Regions from separate parts of the Mus musculus genome. Here region 1 is linked to region 2. A link is a loop called in an ENCODE intact Hi-C map of the cell type or tissue named here. Cell type or tissue: heart. All regions are shown on one strand. Links, peaks and the distances in the headings refer to the core of each region. The heading gives the core; the rest is flanking DNA. Region 1 overlaps Ppp2r3a (protein phosphatase 2, regulatory subunit B'', alpha). Region 2 overlaps Msl2 (MSL complex subunit 2).

Region 1 (10,137 bases), core at 1,209-9,208, 73 kb before region 2:
AGTTTATTTAACTTGGTAACATAAGGTGTCTAGTCAGGGCATTGGTGTCATATATGTATATATTTTAGAATATGTCTACAGTAGTATGTTGTCATGTAGTTTTTAAATGTCCTTTAGCGTTAGTTAGTTGTGCCTCCCTGTACTCCCTCCTTTACCATCCCTCTTTCTATTTAATTTTCCTATTTCTAGTTTCTCCTTTGTCTCTGCATACCAATATATCTTATTTCTCCTTCCTTTGGAAAACCTTTCCTTCCTGCTAGTCCTTTACTCAATACCTTTGTAGATTTCCAGATTGCAGCACACATATTGAAGGTTTAAAAGCTAACATCCACATATAAGAGAAAACATACAATATTTGTCTCTTTGGATCGGAGTTACCTCACTCGGGGATTTTTTTTTCTAGCTCCATCCACTTATCTGATAATTTCCTGACTTAATTTTAACAGCTAAATAGTATTGCATTGTGTAAATGTAGCACATTTCCATTACTCACTGTCAGTTGATGAGCGTGTTGACGGTTTTCCTTTTCTGGCTAGTCTGACTAGAGCAACAGTGAACGTGGATGAGCAGGTCTCTGCAGTGGGATGTAAAAGATGCCATGCCTAGTGGAGCTGGATATTGAGGTAGAAGGATCCCAGCTTCCTGAGAAACTGCCACACTGATTTCCATGGTGGCTTTACTAGCTTGTACTCCCACCAGCAATGGATGGATGTTCCCTTTCCCTACATCCCTGCCAGCATATGTTGTCTTGAGTTTCATTGATCACGGCCATTCTGACTGTGGTAAGATGAAGTCTTTAAGCAGGCTTAATTTGCATTACTCTGATGGCTGAAAATGTTGAACATATCTTTAGATGACCTCAGCAACTTGTGTTTCCTCTTTTGAGAATTCTCTGCTTAGTTCTGTACCACATTTTTTATTTGGGTTGTTTTCTTGTTCTGTAATTTTGGTTATTTTAGATATTAATCCTCTATCAGATGTATAATTGTTAATGATCTTTTCCCACTTTGTAGGATGCTGCTTTCCCCAAATGACAATGCCCTTTGCCATACACAAGCTTTTTAGCATCATGTGGTCCCTTTTATTTCTGATCTCAGTGCTTGTGCTATCAGTGTCTTAAGTTCTTTCCTGTGACAATTGGTTCAAGTATATGCCCCAGTTTTATTTTATCAGATTCAGGATATCTGGTCTTATGATGAGGCCCTTGATCTTTAAATCAGAATTTGTACAGGATGATAAATATGGATCGGATTTATTCTTCCACATGCAACCATCCAGTTTACCCAACACCAATTGTTGAAAATGTCTTTTTTTCCAGTGTGTATTTTTTGCCTTTTTGTCAAAATCAGATCAAAATCAAAAGTGAGTCTGGATCTTCGAGTCCATTGATCAACATGTCTGTTTTTATGACAATACCATGCTGTTTATTAGTATAGTTCTGTAGAATGAATTGGAATCTGAGACAGTGTATACCTCCAGAATTTTTTTTTATTATTCAGATTTGTTTTAGCTATCCTGAGTTTTTAATCTTTCTACATGAAGTTTAAACAAATTTCTGTGAAGAATTTTGTTGGAATTTTGATGGGGATTGAATCTGTAGAATGCTTTTGATAAAATGACCATTTTTCAATAATAATTCTACCAATCCATGAGCATGGGAGATTTTTCCATCTTCTGGTCTCTTCAGTTTATTTTGTCAATGGCTTAAAGTTTTTATTACTCAAGTCTAACTTGCTTAATTAGAGTTATCAAAAAAAAATTTAGGCTATTGTAAACGATAGTTGATTTCTCTCTCAAGTGTTCACTTTATATAGAAAGGCTACTGATTTTGTGTGTGTCAGTTTTGTATCCTGATACTTTGCTGGAAGTGTTTATGAAATGTAGAAGTTTCCTAGTGGAGTTTGAGGATCTTTTTTATATATGTCATCTGCAAATAAAGATATTTTGCTTTCTTCCTTTCCTATTTGCATTCCCTTTATTTAGCTGTCTACTGTTCTAAGTACTATATTGAATAGAGTGAATATCCTTGTCTTGCTCTTGGTTATAATGGAATTTATTTGAGTTTATTTAGGTTGATGTTGGCTGTAGTGTTGCCTTTATTACATATGTCTCTTGTATTCCTAGTCTCTCCAGGACTTTTATCATGAAGGAATGTTGCATTTCTTTTCAGCATCTAATGAAATAATCATGTGGCTCTTATCTTCCAATCTGTCTGGTGGGTTTTGTGTACTGATTTACATATGTTGAATCATCCCTGTATCTCTGGAATGAAGCCAACTTGATCATTGTGGAAACTATTTTTGGTGTGTTCTTGGATTTAAATTGCAAGTATTTGATTTGGAATCTTTACATCAACATGCATAAGGGATATTGATCTATATAACGTTTTGACTCTTTGTATGGTTTAGGTATTGGGGTAACAGTGGCCTTATAAAAAGAATTGTACTATGTTCTCCCAGTGTCTGTTTTGCAGAATGAGGAATATTAGTGTTAACTCTTCTTTGAAGTCTCACAGAATTCTAGGCTGAATCAATCTGGCCCTGGACTTCGCTCTCCACTTCTGCCACCAGATAAAAGTCTTTAATTTCTCAAGAGAACATGGAGTTATGGGTCTCTGTAAATTGCTTACTTGGTATTGATTCTTTTAAGTTTCTTGATTTGGTGCAGTATAGATCTGTAAAGTTTATCCTTATGATTCTCTGAACTTCTTCAGTGTCTGTTCTAATGTCCACCTTTTTCATTCTTAATTTTATTAATTTGGATATTCTCCCTCGGTCTTTTAGTTACTTTGGCTAAGGCTTTTTCCATTTGTTGTTTTTTTTTTTTCTCAAATAACCAACTCTTTGTTTCATTAATTTGTATTTTTGTTTGTTTTATTACATTGATTTCATTCCTGAATTTGGTTATTTCTTACCATCTACTCTTTTACAATATTATTTCTTCTTGTTGCTCTAGGGTTTTCAGTGTGTCACTGAATTACTAAGATTAGAGCTCTCCAGGTTTTCTTTTTTTAATGTAAGCACTTAGTACATTTCTTTTTTGTTTAGTTTTGGGTTTTTGGGGGGTTTTTTTGGTTTTTTTTTTTTTTTGTTGTTGTTTTGTTTTGTTTTGTTTTGTTCTGTATAGCCCTGGTTGTCCTGGAACTCACTCTATAGACCAGACTGGCTTCAAACTCAGAAATCCCCCTGCCTCTGCCTCCCAAGTGCTGGGATTAAAGGCATGCGCCACCACTGCCTGGCCTACTTAGTACATTTCTTTTGTTGATATCCAGCTTTAATCCATGGTGGTCAAGTAGAAGGCTGGATGTTACTTCAGTTTTCTTATATCTGTTGAGACTTGCTTTGTATCTAAGTATATGATCAATTTTGGAGAAAGTTCTATAAGCTATTGAGAAGAAGGTATATTCTTTTGTGTTTGAGTGAAATATTCAGTAAATGTCTACAAATATCCCTTTGATTTATGACATTGTTTAGCTCCAGTATTTCTGTTTAGTTTGTGTGTGGATGACCTTTGTTGGCAAGAGTTGGGTATTGAAGTCGCCCACTATCACTCTATAAAGATCAATATGTATAATTTTTAGTGTTTCTTTTATGAAGTTGGGTCCTATGGTTGGCACATGAATGTTTAGAATTTCAATATCCTCTTGATTTTTTTCCTTTAATGAGTGTGTAGTTTCTTTTCTCTTCTGATTAGTTTTAGTTTGAAGTCTAGTTTGTTGGATATTAAAATGCTGTGCCTGCTTGCTTCTTGTGTTGGGATCTACTCATCTAGTCTTCAAACATTTGTTTGAAGAATTTCTTGGTACCAATATTTGGTCTTCTCTTTATTGGGTGAATGTTATGTTCTTTGGCTACTGTCGCCTTCTCTGGATCCTGGGCAAGTGTGATGACTGTGGGGTCCCTGGGTAGAAACTGTTCCTGGGTCATCCTCTGACAGAAAGGAATAGAGATGGGACAGGAGGAAAGGCTGAGAGGGTTCCAGAGAAAGAACTAAGCTAAGCCCCAAATACAACTTTAATAAGCAAAATAATGCTCTTTTGAATCAGACCAGTTTGACAGCCATCCTCTGACTTTCCGATTATTAAGCCAACACAAGTAGAATCCCCCTACCTCGTTACTTTAACAAACATACATAGTCCAATGAGCACTACTGAATAAGGTGTCCCTGTGTAATTGAGACACAGTGGGGTAATACAAGTGGTTAGGAAATGAAAACATGAATGGAGTTTTTTTCTCTTACAGAGATGAATTTATACTATATATGTGGGGTTAAAACACATAGTTTTATTTTTTATTCAAAATTGCAATTAACATTAAAAGTAGTTGCTTAAATTAGTTCTACAGATATGCATAACTGGCCTTCAGTAGGGTATTAGAGATCTGAACTTGTCTTTTAATTGACTTTGTTTTCCTTTTGAAACTAGGTTGTTCAGAGAATATTCTACACAGTCAACAGATCTTGGAGTGGAAAAATTACTTCAACAGAGATAAGAAAAAGCAACTTTTTGCAAGTATGCCTCTCATATAAAGATGTATAAGGGCCAATTTAATAATTTTACTTACTTTTCTTTTCTTACTCTATTGCAAAGTTCTAAGTATTACTTCTTCCAGGCTATAAGCACTTATCAGTTACTCATGTGGGGAAAAGGCTGTTAAAATAAAAATAATATGGGCTATCTGCCTGAAGGTATCCACTGTGAAACAAAAACAGAAATGCACATCTACAGCTGAATTGATAGATGCACATAAAAGTTGCAGAAGAAGCTCAGAAGGATCGACATATGATTTTCATCTTGGAGAATATCAGGAGTTTAGCAAGATAAACTCTCAATAGGAAGAGGGCTTCCAGGAAGCAGCAGCAGCACAAGCCAGAGCCAGAAGCAGAAATGTCCCTCCTGTTCAAGAATTTCCAACTAGTGGAAGTGGCCAGGGCTCCAGTGATAGTAACTAGGTTGGAAAAGTGGGCTTGCCAAAGAAATGGAAGTATATAGACTTGATTCAGTAATGACTCTGCTTTGCTAGAAATAATACATTTTATTCAGTTATCTTTTTTTTAATTAGGTGTTTTCCTCGTTTACATTTTCAATGCTATCCCAAAGGTTCCCCATACCCACCCCCCCAATCCCCTACCCACCCACTCCCCCTTTTTGGCCCTGGCGTTCCCTTATTCAGTTATCTTATCAAACAAAAAACTATTGACCACTAGTGGGAGCCTTTTACCAAAGTAATATATAAAGAAAATAGAATGATTCACACTTGAAAAAAAAAAGTATTTTAAATGGATCATGCTAAACAAACCTTTAATAATAACCGTACCTTATTGCTCTGTATCCTCCCTATTTTATCTTCACGTTACTTAGACAAGGTATTGAAGACTTGGAAAATTAGCAAACCATAACGTAGAAATAAATATTTTGTTACTCTATAACAAAAATTCTCAATCTGTGAGTCACAACTCCTTTGAAGATTAAACAACCCTGCATATCAGATATTTATGTTACAATTCATAACAGTAACAAAATTTAGTTATGAAGTAGCAATGAAAGTAATATTTGAGGATCACCACAATATGAGGAACTGTATTAAGGGATTGCAGCATTAGGAAGACTAGGAAGTACTGCTCTAAAATGAACAGTCTGTTTGTAGTCATTGAACATCTGATGTCTGCCTGGGCTCTCAGTTGGTATTTAAAAATGGGTTAAGAAAACAGTAATTTCCTTAATAACAAAAATTATAATTTCTCACATTGTAAGGCATGTGTGTATATGTACTATACGTGTGGCTGTTGCCAAGGAGGTCAGAAGAGGGTGTTGGAGCAGATGGAACTGGGTTCTGAATGACTGGGAGCCATTGTGTGGGTACTGGGAACTGAACCCAGATCCCTGCAGGAGCAACAAATGCTTCTAACCCTTGTGCCGTCACTGGAGGCTCTAATCTTTTATTATTTTAATAAAATCTTCTGAGACTCAGGTATTGTTGAGTAACTTGCACAGAAACACACAGAAACAGGCTGCAGAACTGAGAGTAGAAGTCAAATGTTCTCTTTCTACGGGGTGATTTATTTTCTTCTCCTCTTTTTCTTTTTCTTTCTTTCTTTTTCTTACCCATCTCCTTAGTCTTCTTCTGAGTCTATGAACAAATGCTCAAAATATTCTAGTTCTATTAATATATTTAGAGTAAAAAATAATCAAAAATCACTGTTTATGCCATGTGGCAGTAACACACACCTTTAATCTCAGCAATAGGGAGGCAGAGGAAGGCAAATAGATCTCTGTGAATTCGAGGCCAGTGTGGTCTACAGAGTGATTTCCAAGACAGCCATGACTACACAGAGAAACCCTGTCCTGGGGGTTAACCATCACTGCTTATCCACCCAGCATTTCATGCACTTCCCATAGAGAACTTATCTATCTGTATTCTTATTTTAAATTTTATTCATTTATCTATGTATGTAAGAGTTTTGTTTGCAAGTATATATGTATACTACATGTATGCTTGGTGCACTCAGAAGCCATAAGACAGTGTCAGGTCCCCTGGGACTAAAATTACAGAGAGTTGTGAGCTATCATGTGAGTGCTAGAAATTGAACCTGGGTCCTCTGAAAAAGTAGCCATTGCACTTAACCACTGAACCATCTCTCCAACCCCAGTGGCCTTATTTTATATACATAGTATATTGTTTTGTTTTATGAGAATGCTATATAGAAGGATATTTTCATTCATTTATTCATTTGGAGTTGGGGTAGCATACAAATGCTATTGTCAGAAAAACAAGTTGCCAGAGTTGAGTTGGGTCTTAGGTATCAAATTGAGGGAATCGGGCTTGGCAGAATTGGAACCTTTACCCTCTTAAGCCATCCTACTGGCTCTATGGGGCCTTTTTTTAAGTATGTGGGAGATACATACTACTTTATAAATTTGGTGGGTTTTCTTTCCTCTTGAAAATGTCTCAGGATTCCTTCTATTTCTGTCCATCTATTCTGCATGATTGATTGCATGGCTATGCTGTAATTGATTATATATTCCTCAACTGAGGCTTAGGACATTTTTATATTTTTGTTCTATTACAATGATTTAGGGACCATCCTTGAACCATACTCTTCTGAGTATATGAATAACAATTTCTCTAGGATAGACTACTAAAAAGAAAATCCTGGATTAAATGATACTTTAATAGATGGTGTTAAATTAACTCTTAAAATCCAATTCATCCTTTCTCTTACATATTCACTAACTTGGGAGCAGAGGAAGCCCTAAGTGAGTAAATCCTGAGTGGATGGGTATTATGACATGGGCAGAGCCTATGGAGGAATCAAGAACAGACAGCCCGTAAGAAACTGGCAGACTCTTTACCCATATGGGCTAGGGTCAAAAGAGATGACAAAGCTTTTCTTGAGTCAAAGTATGAGTGTTTGTGGATGAGTAATCTATGTGTGCAAGAACTAGCAACTGTGCCTTCTTCCTCCTGGTATAGCTCACCTACAAAGACTTCCTGCTGAGACCAGCTTAAATCCTACTACCACCCTGTGCTGTAACTGATAAACAAACTGAGGTTCCAGGGCAGTTCTAGAGAACCCCACCAGATCCCAGCTTTCCTGTATGTGTGCCTGTTTGTCTATCTGTCCTTTCTTCATTCTCTTGCTGTGAGGGGACCCAAGCAGGGCAGGATGGCAACAAACAGCAAAAGTTAATGTACACTTATACCATGTGTTTCCTTTGTGTTATGAAGACTATAACTTAATTTTGCTTACTTAATAACCTTCCATTAAACAGTTTATATAATTTTAATGATTTTTTTCAATTTACAAAATCACTTCCTATTGTAAACATTTTAAAAATAATGTATCAGTGTCTTAGTTTGGGTTGCATTGCTGTGAAGAGACACTGTGACCAAGGCAACTCTTACAAAGGACAGTATTAATTAGGGATGGCTTACAGTTTCAGAGGTTCAGTCCATTATCATCATGGTGGGAATCAAGGCAGCAGTTGAGGCAGACATGGTGCTAGAGAAGGAGCTGAAAGTTCTACATCTTGATTCAGTGGAAGCAAAAGGAGGGGAAGACTCTTCTGCAGGCAGCCAGGAAGAGGGTCTTTTCTGCCCTGGGTGGAGTTTGAACACTCAGAGCCCTCAAAGCCCATCTACACAGTGACACACTTCCTCCAACAAGGCTACACCTATTCCAAGAAGGCAACACCTCCTAATGGTGCCACTTCCCATGGCACTGTTGAGACCGCCACAATCAGAGCGATGCATTCCTATTACGAGTTCATACTCTGTCCTTTGTGTTTTCTGCCTTGTATCCCACTTTATTTCCAGTTAGTATTGTTAGCTAGTTTTCTTTTTATTTACACTTGTCTTTTATGGGCCTCTTATTTTGGACATTTTCTTTTTAAACTTTTATTACATTTGTGTGTGGTATGAGTGATCAGGTAAAGGTCAGAAGTCAGGAATCTGTTCTTTCCTTCAGTATGGCCCCTGGTATCAAACTCAATTCATTATGCTTAGTAGCAAGCACCTTTACTGTTAAGCCATCTCACCAGCCCCATTAGACATATCTCTTTTATATATATATATATATATGTGTGTGTGTGTGTGTGTGTGTGTGTGTATATGTGTATATATATATATGTTTTGAGGGATTTTTTTATATTTGATCAAAAATATTTTAATAAGGAGATTTAGTCCATTTATATTTATTCCTGACATTTTTCTATTAATTTTTCTTAAAGTTTCTTTCATTTATAAAAATGTTTTCATTTTTCTACCCACTTAATTGATAATTTTGGTAACTACAGAGTTATGTATACAAAAGCCATTATTCCTGGAATCTCCTAGTGGTACAAACTGAGACAGAGACTAGCTCAGAGTCCTTAGCTCCACCCACTGCCTTCTGTTTCAAGCCACCATATGCAACCTCAATTGTATACATAAGTAATGCTTATGATAAACTTGATTCCATTACAAAGCCAAACATTATATATATATCCACATTCTTCTTAATATTGCTCATATAATTTTGAAAAATTAAGGAATCTTAGTTTATGAACATGAATAGTAGAGGACTGGTTATTAAAAAGTTACTCTTTTGGCCAGGCAGTGGTGATGCACGCCTTTAATCCTAGCACTCAGGATGCATAGGCAGGTGGATCTCCAAGTTTGAGGTGAGCCTAGTCTACAAAACAAATTCCAGGAGAGCCAGAGAAACCCTGTCTCAGACCACACAAACACAAACACACACACACACACACAGAGTTCCTGGCTTGGTACCAAAATCAAAATTTTAAGTTAATGAACAGAAATTTTTGAGACTATAATAACCAAAACTAATTGAACATCATTTAAAAATTAATTCTTGGGCCGGGCATGGTGGCACACACCTTTAATCCCAGCACTTGGGAGGTAGAGGCAGGCGGATTTCTGAGTTCGAGGCCAGCCTGGTCTACAAAGTAAGTTCCAGGACAGCCAGGGCTATACAGAGAAACCCTGTCTCGAAAAACCTAAATAAATAAATAAATAAATAAATAAATAAATAAATAAATATTTTATTCATACCATTTCAGACTCTGGCCCTTTTGGAGGAAGAGGAAGATATAAACCAAATCACAGATTACTTCTCTTATGAACATTTCTATGTCATTTATTGTAAATTCTGGGAACTAGATGGTGATCATGACTTGTACATCAGTCAAGCTGATCTGTCTCGATACAATGACCAGGGTAAGTGATTCTAGATGCTAAAGTAAAGCTATTTCTAAAGTTGTATAAATTGTCTACCCTTGTGATGAGAAATGCCCTTTCTTAAATTCTTCAAGTCTCATTATAAGGCCAATAATGTTTAAATGAGAATGTACAAAGATTTTGTTTGTTTGTTTACTCTGTAAACCAGGCTGGCCTCATACTCATAGAGAACTGCCTGCTTGTGCCTCTCTCCAGTGTTGGGATTAAAGGTATGTGCCACCATGCCTAGCCAAAGATAATTTTTTAAACGTAGAGACCAGAGAAGGTGTTTGGAGGTAAGTAAATAACCACAGTTTTTAAACTGGGAAGTCTTTGTAGTTGTACGTGTCATAATTATATGCTGATAGTTAGATGCAAGTCTATTTGAAAACTTTCTTATTTACCAGTATTCTTACTGTTA
Region 2 (8,000 bases), core at 1-8,000:
GATCTTAAAAACATGTTAGGCCGGGCAGTGGTAGCACAGGCCTTTAATCCCAGTACTTGGGAGGCAGAGGCCAGCCTGGTCTACAGAATGAGTTCCAGGACAGCCAGGGCTACACAGAGAAACCCTGTCTGGAAAAAAACAAAACAAAACACAACACAACAACAATAAAAAAAAGAATTAACAACTTTAAAAAATTAAAGAACCCTCTTTAAGTTGAAAGCTTTCACCTTTTCACTTAAAAGAAATCTTTCTAATGCTTCTCTTAGAAAATTCTAAATTGCTAGTCACTCCTCTAATCATTTATTAAGTAAAATAAGGGCTATATGAACACAAGCATCATGGTGTAAATCTTGCATACTGAGTTTAATAATCAAGACCTCTGGCTAGGGAGTAGTGGCGCACGCCTTTAATCCCACTTGGGAGACAGAGGCAGGCAGATTTCTGAGTTCGAGGCCAGCCTGGTCTACAGAGTGCATTCCAGGACAGTCAGGGCTTGCAGAGAAACCCTGTCTTAAAAAAAAAAAAAACTAAATACAATAGAGTGGGTAGCATATACAAAGTATATACATAAAAGCATATACAAAGTATCTAAAAGGTTTATCCAGAATAGAAGAAAGAGCAGGACAGAACAAAGACCAACTTAATGTTTATAAATTAGTGTTTTTTCAGAATTTTCCTTTGATATTTTTAGGCCATGGTTGACTGCAAGTAATTGAAATTGTGCAAAGTACCAACTACAAATAGGAAAGATGTAATACTTGAGGTATTTATATGCTCTTGTTCACAATAACCAAGAGGCAGAAGCAATCCAAATGCCCATCTATGGAACAATGGAAAACAAATACATGTATATACAGAATTATTCCTCAGCCTTATAGTGGAAATTCTGTCACATGATATAACATGGAGAAACCTAAGGACATAAATAATGCCAAGTAAAATAAGCCAGACACAAAAAAGATAAATAATATCATCCATTTCTATTAAGCATACATACAGTGCAGTCAAGTGTACCCACACAAAGCTAATAAGATGGCTTAGCATTTAAAGACACATTGCTGCCAAGCCTGAAGATCTGAGTTTGATTCCCTAGGATCCACATGGTTGAGAGAACCATAAGTGTGTGCACATAAACACATATACAAAATAAATGTTTAAAATTTGTTTTATAAAAGCAAAGTAGAACTGAGGAAATGGATCAGTCAGTTAAGTGCTTGCTGTGCCAACATCATGACCTGAGTTTATTCTTCAGAACCCAAAGAAAAAGCTGGGCCCACCTATCATCTCAGGGCTAGAGAGGTATACAACAGGACCCCTTAGGCTTACTGCCCAGTGAGCCAGCCTAGCTGAGACAGACAGACAGACAGACAGACAGACAGACAGAGAGAACTTATTGATTTCATTTCCTTTTTGTGATGCTAGAAAGCCAAGCCCAGGGTGCACATGCTAATAAGTAAGCCTTCTACCAGACTCTACAGGCTGCACTGAGGCTATGAAGCCCAGACTATAGTCTCCAATGCTGAGTCCTTCTGTTCCACCTCCCAAGAACTGGAATTAAAGTCATGTGCCATCAGACTCAAAGAGAATAACATACTAATTATAAAAAGGACTAACGTTTAAGAAAAAGGATAAATGTAAAACCTTAAATTAATAATATTGAGGACCGGAGAGATGGCTCAGAGATTAAGAGCACTGACTGGCCTTCCAGAGGTTCTGAGTTCAAATCCCAACCATCTGTAATGGGGTCCAATGACCTCTTCTGGTGTGTATAAAGAGAACCACAGTGTACTTACATACATAAAATAAACAAATCTTTAAAAAAAAGACTGTGCAAGCTAAAATTTAAAAACAAATAATACATATACAACTAATTACTCAGATGGCCTTTAATTTAGCTTCTCTCTAAAAGAAAAAAAGTATAAAGTAAGTCACACATGAATCAGAAGTCCCCTGGTATTTACAAATTAGGTTTTTTTTAATATTTATTTATTTATTATATGTAAGTACACTGTAGCTGTCTTCAGACACACCAGAAGAGAGCATCAGATTTTGTTATGGATGGTTGTGAGCCACCATGTGGTTGGTGCTAGAGAGATGGCTCAGCGGTTAAGAGTGCCGACTGCTCTTCCAAAGGTCCTGAGTTCAAATCCCAGCAACAAATACTTTTTAATAGCAGTCAGATACAGAGGTACAGTGGTGACTAAACCAAGTAAAAATAAGACTCCGCCCATGGGGGAGCCACCCACCTCCCAGCACCATGTAATAGGAGCACCACATAATATGCAGGACTATGAAGAGATGGCAAGTATACAGGGATATTGAGATGGCTCAACAGCTATTAACAATTGCATACAAGGTTGGCAACTTAAAATTCAATCCCCCAGACCCACATAAAGATGAAGAGAACCAACTCCAGAAAGCTGTCCTCCAAACTCCATGCCTATACATCATGCACATACACACATATTGCACTCACACTAATAAAACATTTTTAAGGATTAATTTATGTATGCACATGAGTGTTCTATGTGCATGTATACCTGTATGACAGAAAAGAACATCAGACCCCCCCCCTCTTTTTTTAAATGTGATTGTGAGCCACCATGTGGTTGATGGGATTGAATTCAGGACCTATGGAAGAGCAACCAGTGCTATTAACTGCTAAGCCATCTCTCCAGCCCACTAATAAACATTTTTTAAAGTCAGTACATTTTAAAGTCCTTAACATACAAAACAACAAACAATACTGGTCACTATGTCCATACTATTTCAGTGGAAAATATTAATCTCCAATCCAGGCCCTGCCTACTTATTAACAATTATAATACCTAAAAGGCAAGCCTAAACCACTTTGTTTCTAGACTCATTAAAGTACCAGGATAATATTTATATTCCAAAGTACAAATCTGACCATATTATTTTATAGGACTTCAAATATCTCCCACAATAACTTCAAGTTCTAACAGTCTAATCTGTTTATCAAATGTATACCACTTGAAGACTGACAAGTTTACAAAAACCTTAAATCCATACAGCTGGTGTATCAATTCTCAGACCAACAAAAGAAACCCAACTACCTGACAATGCCAAGCTAACATTAAAAATAAGACCTTAGTACTGACACTTAAAAACAGTACTCAATTACTGTTCCAGCCACTCCCTGTGATCTGGAAATAACAGCAATTCTCTGCAGCGCTGCCACCTCATTCATTAGAGATGTCAGACTCTTGAAATATACAAAGTAACTGAAAAACAAACAGTGACATTGTTAACACTTCAAAAAAACAAATCTGCAATCCAGTGACTGTTCCACATTTAACAAGTGACCTGACTGTTACAGGCTCTTTTTCATCATGGGATATGAAGCACCCTGGGGCTGGAGAGTGGGGCTGGAGAGTGGGGCTGGAGAGTGGGGCTGGAGCGATTGCTCAGTTAGCGCACTGGTTCAGTTACTACCATCCACATGGCAGCTCTCAACTGTCTGTAACTCCAGTTCCAAAAGATCCAACACTCTCTTGTGGCCTCAACAGGCACTGCATGCACACAGTACAGATATATAAACTAGCATACATACTAGTGATACACATACAAAAGATAAATAAAATCTCAAACAAACAAACAAAAAACAACCTTTGTAAGTGAGATATCGAGCATCCAGTATGTGCCAGTCCAAGACTTTCAGTAGATAGATTTGCTCCTGTAAGTTTAAAATGTTTCAAGACAGGACTAAAGAAAAAACTAAGCAGATAACAACACTCATATGGCAGCTCATAACCATCTGTTAACTTCAATTGCAAGACATCTGGCAACACCTTCTGGACTCTAAGAGCACATATTAGGTATACACACGCATGCACACACATACACACACATGAGTGCAGCCAAAACATTAACACACATAAAATAATTTTTTTTTAATTTTTTTTCTTTTAAGACACTACAGCTAAGTACAGTGGCACACTGCATTTAATCCCAACACTCTCAAGGTAGAGGCAGGCAGACTGTTGTGAGAGGCCAGCCTTAACTACACAGAAATTCCAGACCAGCCAGGACTAGTGAGGCCTTCTCTCAAATTAAAAAGAAGAAGAAAGCCCACCATAGGAGCTGAAGAGATAGCTATCCAGTTAAAAACACCTGCTACTAGCAGGCGGTGGTGGTACCTGACTTCAATTCCAACAACTGGAAGGCAAAGGCAGGCCAGCCTGGTCTATAAACCCAGTTCCAGGACAGCTAGGGCTACACACACAGAGAAAACCTGTCTTAAACAAACAAGCAAGCAAGCACCTGCCACTTTTACAAGGAACGGGGATTAAGTTCCTAGCACAAACTAAAACTCCAGTTCCACGGGTTCCAAGACCCTCTTCTGACCTCCTAGGGCACCTGTGTGCCCCTGGGGCACATAGGCACTCAGGCTTATTATTATTTCAAAAAGTAATAATAAGCCCACAAATAACTACATTTAAGGAAAAAACAGATAAAGGAAACTAACTAGAGCAAATTTTAAAGCAACTTGTGTTCAGTAGTACAATGGTTTAAATAAAAATGGATACCACAGGTTCATAGGGAGTGGAATATTTTGAAAGGATAAAGACTTGAGGTCTTGTTGGAGTAGGTGTGGACTTGCTGGAGCAGAAGTTTATCACCAAGGGAAAGCTTTGAGGTTTTAGAAGCTCAAGCTTGCCATGCGTGTGTTTGTGTGTGCCTCTCTCTTTTTCTCTCCTCTCTCTGTCTCTCTGTCTCTGTCTCTCTTTCCCTCTCTCTCTCCTTGTGGTACCTACAGATCCAAATACAGAAGCCTCTGGCCTCCTTCTCTAGCACCATGTCTGTTTGCCAGGCCACCATGCTTCCTGCCTTAACACTTATGTGCTACACCTCTGACCCAGTAAGGCAGGCCCAGCTAAATGTTTCCCTTTGTAAGAGCTGCCATGGTCATGGTGCCCTAACTAAGACAAGTAGCGCGAGAGAGCGCGAACATTGGGCTTTTCCCCTCCCTCCTTGGGCAGAAAAGAGTGAAAGGAGCAGCACAAAATGCACAACAAACAGTTTTCCCCCCAGAGACATACATACAGCAGGTCCTAAGATAACTATCAAATCTGAGTTGAAAGGAACTATAACATAGCCTAACAACTACAACGAAGAGTTATAGAGGTAGAGTGAGCAAGGAACATTCACAGAAGGGAACAAATTGAGTTTTAGGACCTTTACAGAAAGTGAGCATTATCTTAAGGCAAGAGAAACTTTAGGGAAGCCAGGCCCTACGGATGCAGGACTCTAGTGGCAAGTATTCACAAGGCTGAGGAGTGACGGTCACTAGTTTAAGGACCTAGTTCAAGCTAGTCAACTATACATGTATATGATATGCACAAGGTCCCATGGTATATGATATGCACAAGGTCCCATGTTCAAGCCCCAGAAAGTGGGGAAGAAACATAAGGAAGAAAAATATAAATAACATGCTTAAAAAGGTAAAAACAAAATAAAAACATCTATTTTATTGTGGAATATTGACCACAAATACAACATCCTATTTACAGCACCAGGACAGAATTAAATTTAATTTTCACATATTTATTATTTTCATGAAATAAAACTGCACATGAATATTATTAGTGAGCTTGTTTTTGACCTTAAAAAAAATTATAGGATTGCACCTGGCACAAAAATAAGCAGTGCTAGAGCTGAATAAAAATAATTTCTCCTTCTCTTCATAATCATGGGCTTGTGGGGTATGGGGGAAAAACTTAGACCAGTATCTCTTATTATCAAAATGTCATGAAAGGCCACCCAATTTTAAGTAAAACCCACAAACCTTTTCCATAATATGAAAGGAAAGGAGACAAGAGCCAAAGAGAATAATCACTAAGTTAAACAGTCATAAAATCAATTGTGTTGCCAAGACTTGAGTATTAAATAGGCTTCTTATGTGGAACTTCAGGGCCAATGAGATAGTTCAGCAGTTAAGAGCACAAACTGTTCTTCAGGAGACCAGGGCTTGACTCCCAGCACCTACATGGCAGCTCATAATAGGAACTCCATTCCCAGGGGATACAACTCTCTTCTGACCTCCTCAGGCACAGCACACACAGTGTATACACACACACACAGACAAAACAGCCAAACACATAAAAGTAATCTTTTTAATGTGACTTTATATTTAATGTCTTTTTTAAATCCATGTTTAAATTATTAAGGCCATGCTTAGTTAAACCATCTCTGAATAATTTAAAATCCCACCTGGCGTGGTGGAACACACCAAGAATCCTTGCACTGAGAAGACTGAGGCAGGATCTTCATCAGTTTGAAGTCAGCCTAGTATATGTAGTGAGACATGTCTCGGAAAAATAAAAGAAAGAGAGAGAGAGAGAGAGAGATAGAATATAGTGTAGAGCAGGATGCTTATCTGGCCCTTGAAAGCCCTGGGCTGCCCACTCAGCGATGCAAAAAGCAAAGGTTTTCAAGTTCCAAGCACCGTCCACAATCACCATTTTCTAGCAGAGCTAAGACCTGCCCATCTGGTAAAGAGGGTTAACATATTTTCAAGTGTTAGCTGAAAATGCCTTTACTAAGTACAACTGTCTACAGAATAATATGGCCATGACCTTACTGACCTGTCTGTCCCCTACTTTACCACTTCAACAAACCTACTGATCCTCCTCAAAAACAAAGGGGGAGGCATGTCAGGGAGAAGTTGGGCCACACCAGAGCCTCAAGCTTACACGCTCTGTAAGTGAACTCAGAGGCAGGGCCCTGATTTTGATGACCAGCGCCACTAAAAAATTAAAAATGAGACTGCAAGAGAGAATACCATTAAACCAAGCAAATTCTCAGTCCACTCCCCTTGGCTTTATCTAAACTGAAAGCAAACTAACAGCACCTAGCCCTAAAGCCCTCACTTCACACACCAAGACGCTGAGGCCTAAGGCAGCGGTTTAGTCATCTGCTCTGAGCGACTGCTTCCCTGTAAGTACTGTGTGTTAGTCGTCAAGGCAAGTGCTTAATCACTTGGTTGCTTAAACGCTTACGAAATTAAGTACCTAACCAGGAAAAACCCAATCTCCACCCTTTTGGCACCCCTCAGAGTCCGGCCCTGAGCTATACAAAAATGATGGATGAATCCTGAATACCATTTCTATGGCTCAGCCATTACTATCTCCACTTCAAGGGCCTCAATGTCTAAATTGTGACTGAACAGAGAGTCTGGGTTAACAAAGCCTCCAACACAGTAAGTGGAGAACATCATCAGTACTTCCTTGTTGCTCTCATTTCTATTAAACGTCTCGTTTTCTAATAGGCGGAGGACTTATACCATCTCAAGAGGGACAGAGGATAATCGTTCTGGTTTTCTGAGTGTCAAATACTATTTGTGCCCAGTTAACACGAGTCATCACCCTTTAAACACTTTCCAGTTAGACAATATTTTCACTCATCTCTTACGATTGATTAAGTATTGTAACCGACAGGGGCTAATACCCTTTGAAAAAAATCTTAAAATAATCCTCTGAAACGGGACATGGCTGTGCATGCCTGAAATACCGGCATTCAAGAGACTGAGACACTAAGACCACTAGTTCGAAGTCCGCCTAAGCTACATAGTAGGAACCTGTCTTAAATAAGCAAGTAAATAAACAATGCGACTCTGCCAGGCCACCTGACATTAAAACTACAGAAAATCTAGTCTGTAAAAAGATCTCACCAACTAAAAAGTACCATCAGCTTCATTAGGTCAGTGCTAACCTTCAAACCATCTGTTGTAGAACCTGGGGCACTGAGGTCTCTGGCTGGAGGTGCATCAAGATTATACCATCCACCCTCTGCAAAACACGAGTGCAGTGCATATTTCTTAACAATGTTTGACCACATTTAATGACAATGGTATTCAATCAGTTCCCGCAGCAGAGGTTTTAAAAAGAAGGCAGCATGCCGCTGGCATTTCAACCCCATTTAAGACATCACCGCTATACGTGTGAAGCCGTCGAAGAATTTTTTAAAATGTATTTTAA

What was found. Hi-C counts contacts between places; a loop is a spot of excess contacts. Peaks named below come from ENCODE experiments on the same cell type or tissue, not always from the same donor. Only the 100,000 strongest peaks of a DNase experiment are listed, where the experiment ranks them.
Region 1: a loop joins it to region 2, with 2.2 times the contacts of the local background. A loop is called at or near these places in 8 of 42 quality-filtered maps.

What each region holds. Positions count from the first base shown.
Region 1 is chr9:101,148,161-101,158,297 of GRCm38, reverse strand. It overlaps Ppp2r3a (protein phosphatase 2, regulatory subunit B'', alpha), which reads left to right. Exons shown (of 14, transcript NM_001161362.3): 7 at 4,424-4,510; 8 at 9,560-9,716. Among named protein-coding and RNA genes, the nearest start is that of Gm24338, 70 kb to the left of the region's middle. In heart, for the core only: a CTCF peak has its summit at 5,213; no DNase peak of the experiment used is centred there.
Region 2 is chr9:101,075,691-101,083,690 of GRCm38, reverse strand. All of the region lies in intron 1 of Msl2 (MSL complex subunit 2), which reads right to left. Among named protein-coding and RNA genes, the nearest start is that of Msl2, 4.9 kb to the right of the region's middle. In heart, for the core only: a CTCF peak has its summit at 3,516; no DNase peak of the experiment used is centred there; H3K4me3 peaks cover 3,580 bases; H3K27ac peaks cover 1,175 bases.